Linked DNA regions of Homo sapiens: region 1 is linked to region 2. Evidence: chromatin contacts called from ENCODE Hi-C or POLR2A ChIA-PET data. All regions are on one chromosome and are shown on one strand. Each heading gives the region's core, a stretch centred on a gene start or an enhancer-like site at or near the end of the contact. The rest is flanking DNA. Distances are from core to core; before and after follow the strand shown. Region 1 overlaps LOC100288728 (a long non-coding RNA gene). Region 2 overlaps RAP1GAP2 (RAP1 GTPase activating protein 2).

Region 1 (2,700 bases), core at 17-2,516, 160 kb after region 2:
GTCGGGAGTTCGAGACCAGCCTGACCAACTTGGAGAGACCCCCATCTCCACTGAAAATGCAAAGTTAGCCGGGTGTGGTGTTGCATGCCTGTGGTCCCAGCTACTAGGGAGGCTGAGGCAGAAGAATCACTTGACCCCAGGAGGCGGAGGTTGTGGTGAGCTGAGATCACACCATTGCACTCCAGCCTGGGCAACAAGAGTGAAACTCTTGCTTCAAAGGGGGTACAATTGCTTGGGTTCTGCCCCGCTCTGTCAGGTGGAGTCAGCATTGGCAAAGACTGTGGAGGTCCTCAGTGGGGAAAGGTGTCCAAAGTGGAGAGAGCTCCTGAGACTTAAAAAAAAAAAAAAAAGGAGACATGACTCCCCGATCTACGAGCTGCAGAATGGACGTTGTGTTTGAAAACAACATTAATCTCCTTGTGTGTCTCCATCAGAGTCCTTGAGTGAACAGGTGCATTGTCAATGAGCAGTGATATTTTGAAAGGAATCTTTTTTTTCTGAGCAGCAGGTCTCAACAGTGGCTTACAATATTCGGTAAACCATGCTGTAAACAGATGTGCAGTCATCCAGAATTTTGTTATTCCACTGATAGAGCACAGGCAGAATACATTTAGTATAATCGTTAAGGGCTGTAGGATTTTTGAAATGGTAAAAGAGCATTAGCTTTAACTTCAAGTAACCAGCTGCATTCGATCCTAACAAGAGTCAGTCTGTTCTTTGAACCTGTGAAGCCAGGTCTTGATTTCTCCTCTCTCGCTCAAAAAGTTCTAGATGGCATCTTCTCACACTTGTGTTACGGAGATGGTCCCTTCCTTTTCCCTCCTCTCTCTCTCTCTTTCCCTTCCTTCCTCTATTTCTCTCTTTCTCTTTCTGATGGAGTCTTGCTCTGTCACCCAGGCTGGAGTGCAGTGGCACAATCTCGGCTCACTGCAGCCTCTGCCTCCCAGGTTCAAGCGATTCTCATGTCTCAGCCTCCCAAGTAGCTGGGACTACAGGCATCCGCCACCACACCCAGCTAATTTCTGTATTTTTAGTAGAGACAGGGTTTCACCATATCGGAGATGGCTTATTTTCTTAAACCTTATGAATCAACCTCTGCTAGCTTCCAACTTTTCTTGTGTAGCTTCCTCCCCTCTCTCAGTTTTCATAGAATTGAAGAGAGTCAGGGTATTGCTCTGGATTAGGCTTTGGCTAAAGGGAATGTTTTGGCTGGTTTGATCTTATCCAGACCACTCAACCCCTCTCCACGTCAGTAATAAGACGGTTTCACTTCCTTATCTTTCATAAGTTCACTGGGGTAGCACTTTCACTTTCTTCAAGAACCTTTTCTTTGCATTCACAACTTGGCTGTTTGACGCAAGGCTTAGCTTCCAGTCTATCCCTGCTTTAGACACGCCTTCCTCACTAAGCTTAATAATCTCTCGATTTTGGTTTAAAGTGAGAAAGGTGGGTACAGTGGTGCACACCTGTAATCCCAGCTATTTGTGAGGCTGAGGCAAGAGGGTTTCTCAAGCTCAAGAGTTTGAGACCAGCCTGGGCAATATAGTGAGACCCTGTCTCAAAAATAATAATAAAATAAAGTGAAAGGCATGCAACTCTTCCTTCACTTCAACACTTAAAGGCCATTGTAGGGTTATTGACTGACCTAATTTCAATATTGTTGTGTCTCAGGGAATAGAGAGACCCAAGGAGAGGGACAGAGGCAATGGAATTGCTGGTTGGTGGGGCAGTCAGAACACATACAACATTTATCAGTTAAGTTCACCATCTTACATGGGTGCAGTTCGTGGAGCCAAAAACCAATTACAAGGGTAACATCTAAGGTAAATGATCATAAATCACCATAACAGATATAATAACAAAAAAGTTTTAAATATTGAGAGAATTAATTTGACACAGAGACCTGAAGTGAGCACATGTTGTTGGAAAAATGGCACCAATAGACTTGCTCAAGGCAGGGTTGCCATAAACCTTCAATTTGTAAATTTGAAATATCTTCATACAATAAAATGAGGCATACCTGTATATGAACATTTTTCTGGCATTATTCCATCCCCCAGGCTGGAAAAGCAGGTGCCAAGAGGGATCCTGCCAGCAGCAACTTCCCCTCATGAGGGGAAAAGAAGAGTAGGAGATCCTTCAGGACCTCTCTCCACTTTGGACACCTTTCCCCACTGAGGACCTCCACAGTCTTTGCCAATGCTGACTCCACCTGACACAGCCGGGCAGAGCCCAAGCAATTGCACCCCCATCTCTGGAGACAAAGCAGGAACCGCTGCTACATGCCAATATCCCTGATGAACATAGATACAAAATCCCTGAAGAAATACTAGCAAACCCAATTTAATGGCCCATACACCACAATCCAGTGGGATGTATCCCTAGGGTACAAGAATGATTGACAGATGCAAATCAATCAATGTGATACACCACATTAAGAGAACAAAATAAAAATGTGTTAACAGAATGAATTTTAAAATGAAAGAAATAAATGATCACAGAGACACAAGTGTCTCAACAGAAGTAGAAAAAAACATTTAACAAAATTGAACATTCTTTCTTGATAAAAACTCTCAACAAAATAGCTATAGAGGATGCAGAGGAAGATGGCTCAATAGAAACCTACACTGATCATCCTCCTTGTAAGAACACCAAATTTACAACTATCTACACACAAAAACCACCTTCATGAGATCCAAA
Region 2 (2,700 bases), core at 110-2,609:
TCCCGGAGGAGCAGGCTGTGGTACCTTGATCGTGCACTCCACCTGCCAGGCAGACACTGAGGCTGGAAGGCCAGACGTGTGAATGAGGCCAGGGAGGGGGACCAGCCTTCCAAGGCACTCCCCAAAGCGCTGTCCATCCACACTCCCGGCAGCACCCCAGGTAATTAGCAGACTGCGAGGAGGACCCGGTTAGATCCCCCAGGGGGCCTGGGTGAAGCAGGACCTTAGCTGGCCCCTGCAGGCTCAGGGGCTGTGGCAAAGAAGGCTGAGATTTCCTCTGGGACTGAGTAAGCCCCAGGAGGCCTCCACTGGGGAGGGTGAGCTGAAGAAAGAAGAGTATAAAGGAGGGACAGGGTTGGGTGTGTGCAGGAAGGGGTCCTCTTCTGTCCACGGAGGGGCCGGGCTGCCTGGGGTTCTGGTCCTGGCACTGCCTCTGCTGCGTGACCTTGTTCCTTCCCTCTCTGGGCCTCTAGTTTTGTCTGTGTGAAATGAGGAAGTTGGATTAGACACCTGCAGGCTGCTAGCCCTGACATCCTGCGGGAGGGAAGGAGGCGTGCTTGGGTGTGTGTGTGTGTGGTGGGTTGCAAGGTGCTTTGGGGAAACTCTATTTCAGGAGCCCTTTACTGGGTGCAGGTCAGCAGGGGAAGTGAAAAGGCCACTGGGCGACAGTGGTTACCCCTTACCAGCTGCTTGCTCATGCCAGGCACGGTGCTGGGTCCTTAGACGCACAGTCTTGAATCCTGACAAGCCCCTGGTGAGACAAGACCTCTCGCTAGAGGGAGGAAATGGAAGCTGAGAGCTGAACCCACTTAAGGCCTGAGGCCACAGAGCCAGGGAGCTGTGGCTGAGGTCCTGTCTGGGTCTGCTTGCGGTCTTGGTCATTGAGCCATCAGAGCAGGCGAGAAATTGGCTCCACGGAGTCGGGTGTGCACGAAGCATCACTCTGGATTATTTTTCAGAAATGAGTGTAGTCCTCATCCTGCCTGCTTGGAAGGAAAGTCCAGCTCAGCCATCACCAGGACTACCCCTTTCCCTCCCCCCTATCCCTGCCTCCCTCTCCGGAAGTCCTCAAAGGTGTCAGGAATCTCAGGTGAAGCCCACCGCCGGGGAGGGCCCTGTCTTTGTAGCCCCCTCCCCGTTTCCCGTCACGACTTGTCTGTTGCTCGGACGATGCTCTGTGTGCCACCGCGGCTCCCAGGCCACTCTTGGGCGTGGGGCCTTTGTCACGTTTGAAGCTTTCTGAGGTTCCCAGTGCATCCTCATGACCCACACCAAGCTCCTTCCTCCTTCCAGCCATGCAGGTCCCTTCCCCAGAGTCACCTGCATCTGCCTCTCTCCCTCCCTCCAAGCCCTCGCTGGAGGCCCTCGCTGCATTTAGAAAACAGGAAGGTGGGGCTGTGTTCAGGCAACTTCTGCTTTCAGTCCAGTGACCCAGATGTCCCCAAGAGGGGGGAACAACAAAGGCCTGGCCGCCTGGTTGGAATGGGGTCAAGAGAGGCGCACAATGAGGATGGAAGGTGAACGCACGTCGCAAGGAAGGGCCCTGTCCTCCGTGTGGCCCACAGGGCTCTGCTGTGGGACTGTCCAGCTGGAGGGTTGGATGGACTTGAGGATGTGTCTGAAGCCACTTACACGGTCGGCACAGACCACTCTAATGCAGGCTGGAGGAGGAGGGGGAGTGGGGTGGGAAGGGCAGAGCTGGGGCTGCCCTCTGGCCTCTGTCCCAGGTGCCCACGGTCTGCAGTCTCCCCATAGCCTTCCCACACCCCCACCCCTGATTCTGGCTCTGTGACTGAATTCTTGACCTGGGCCACCGGTGCCTGGTGGGTGGTGGTAGGGAACCGGGTTCAGCTGCTGGAGCCCAGCCAGAAATCACGTCAGCCGAACGCGCACCATTTCCTGACTCGGGGCACTGCAGTTTGGGCTGGGCAGACAGCCTGGAGCTTGAGAAGAGAAAGCCCGTATTGACCAGCTCTCTCCCGCTCCGTTTCCCCTCCGGACTCTGGCAGGGCCTTTCCTTGGCTCGGTGCCCAGCTGCCTGCTCACCCGGCCTGGCAGACTCTGCATCTGCTCCACTTCACAGGCCGGGGAGGCTGGCAGCACGCCAGGGCTGGGCTCACGTCAGCGGCTGTGTAGGGAAGGGAGGGCAGTCTCCCGAGAGCCTCACAGCCTCGTGGGCTGAGAATAGGTGAAGTCAGGGCACCTCTGTGCAGAGGGAAGGCGGGGTGTGGGGCCCGTCCCACGCCTGGGCGACCCCCATGCAGCGAACCTCGAGGCCGTCACTCTAAAGCTCAGTCTCACTCAGGGTGCCAGAGGTGCGCGCCCCACCCTCAGTTCCTAGCCTGGGCCTAGGACTGGCTGACCCCGTGTGTGGGGCCAGGGCTCCCGAACACGGGTCCACCGGCTGCACGAGAGTTTCCGGGGGGCCCTACCCTTCCGATTCGGCAGGTTTAGGCCAGAGCCCATGAACCCAGTCTGTATTTTTAAACACCTGAAGCAATTTTGAAGCAATTCTGATTTATGGCCGAGCTGAGGAGTCAGGCTTGGGAAGAGAACCCCAGAGACGGGTCGGGAGAGGTCTGGATGCTCTGTTCCTCTGCGGCTAATCACCTGTGGGACTTGGGGGCTTCTCTGTGTGTCTCTGGGCATCTGTTTCCTCATCAGGGAGAACAGTTCTCCCTGTGCCTTCTCAGTAGGATT

Evidence for each region. Hi-C counts contacts between places; a loop is a spot of excess contacts on that map. ChIA-PET counts read pairs that join two places held with the same protein, here RNA polymerase II (POLR2A). Pooled maps may share reads with other maps.
Region 1: a loop to region 2 is called in a pooled map, with 4 times the contacts of the local background. The contact joins two enhancer-like sites. A Hi-C loop is called at or near these places in 2 of 50 pooled maps. POLR2A ChIA-PET finds 5 or more read pairs at or near these places in 2 of 52 experiments (activated B cell and activated CD4-positive, alpha-beta T cell).

The regions. Positions count from the first base shown.
Region 1 is chr17:3,166,490-3,169,189 of GRCh38, forward strand. All of the region lies in intron 1 of LOC100288728 (a long non-coding RNA gene), which reads right to left. Among named protein-coding and RNA genes, the nearest start is that of OR1A2, 30 kb to the right of the region's middle. Within about 2 kb of position 1,267, at least 2 of the 41 ENCODE cell types and tissues checked have a DNase peak (open chromatin) inside an H3K27ac peak, as active enhancers do.
Region 2 is chr17:3,002,337-3,005,036 of GRCh38, forward strand. All of the region lies in intron 14 of RAP1GAP2 (RAP1 GTPase activating protein 2), which reads left to right. Among named protein-coding and RNA genes, the nearest start is that of RAP1GAP2-AS1, 38 kb to the left of the region's middle. RefSeq lists enhancers at 203-372, 1,283-1,412, 1,583-1,632. Within about 2 kb of position 1,360, at least 36 of the 41 ENCODE cell types and tissues checked have a DNase peak (open chromatin) inside an H3K27ac peak, as active enhancers do.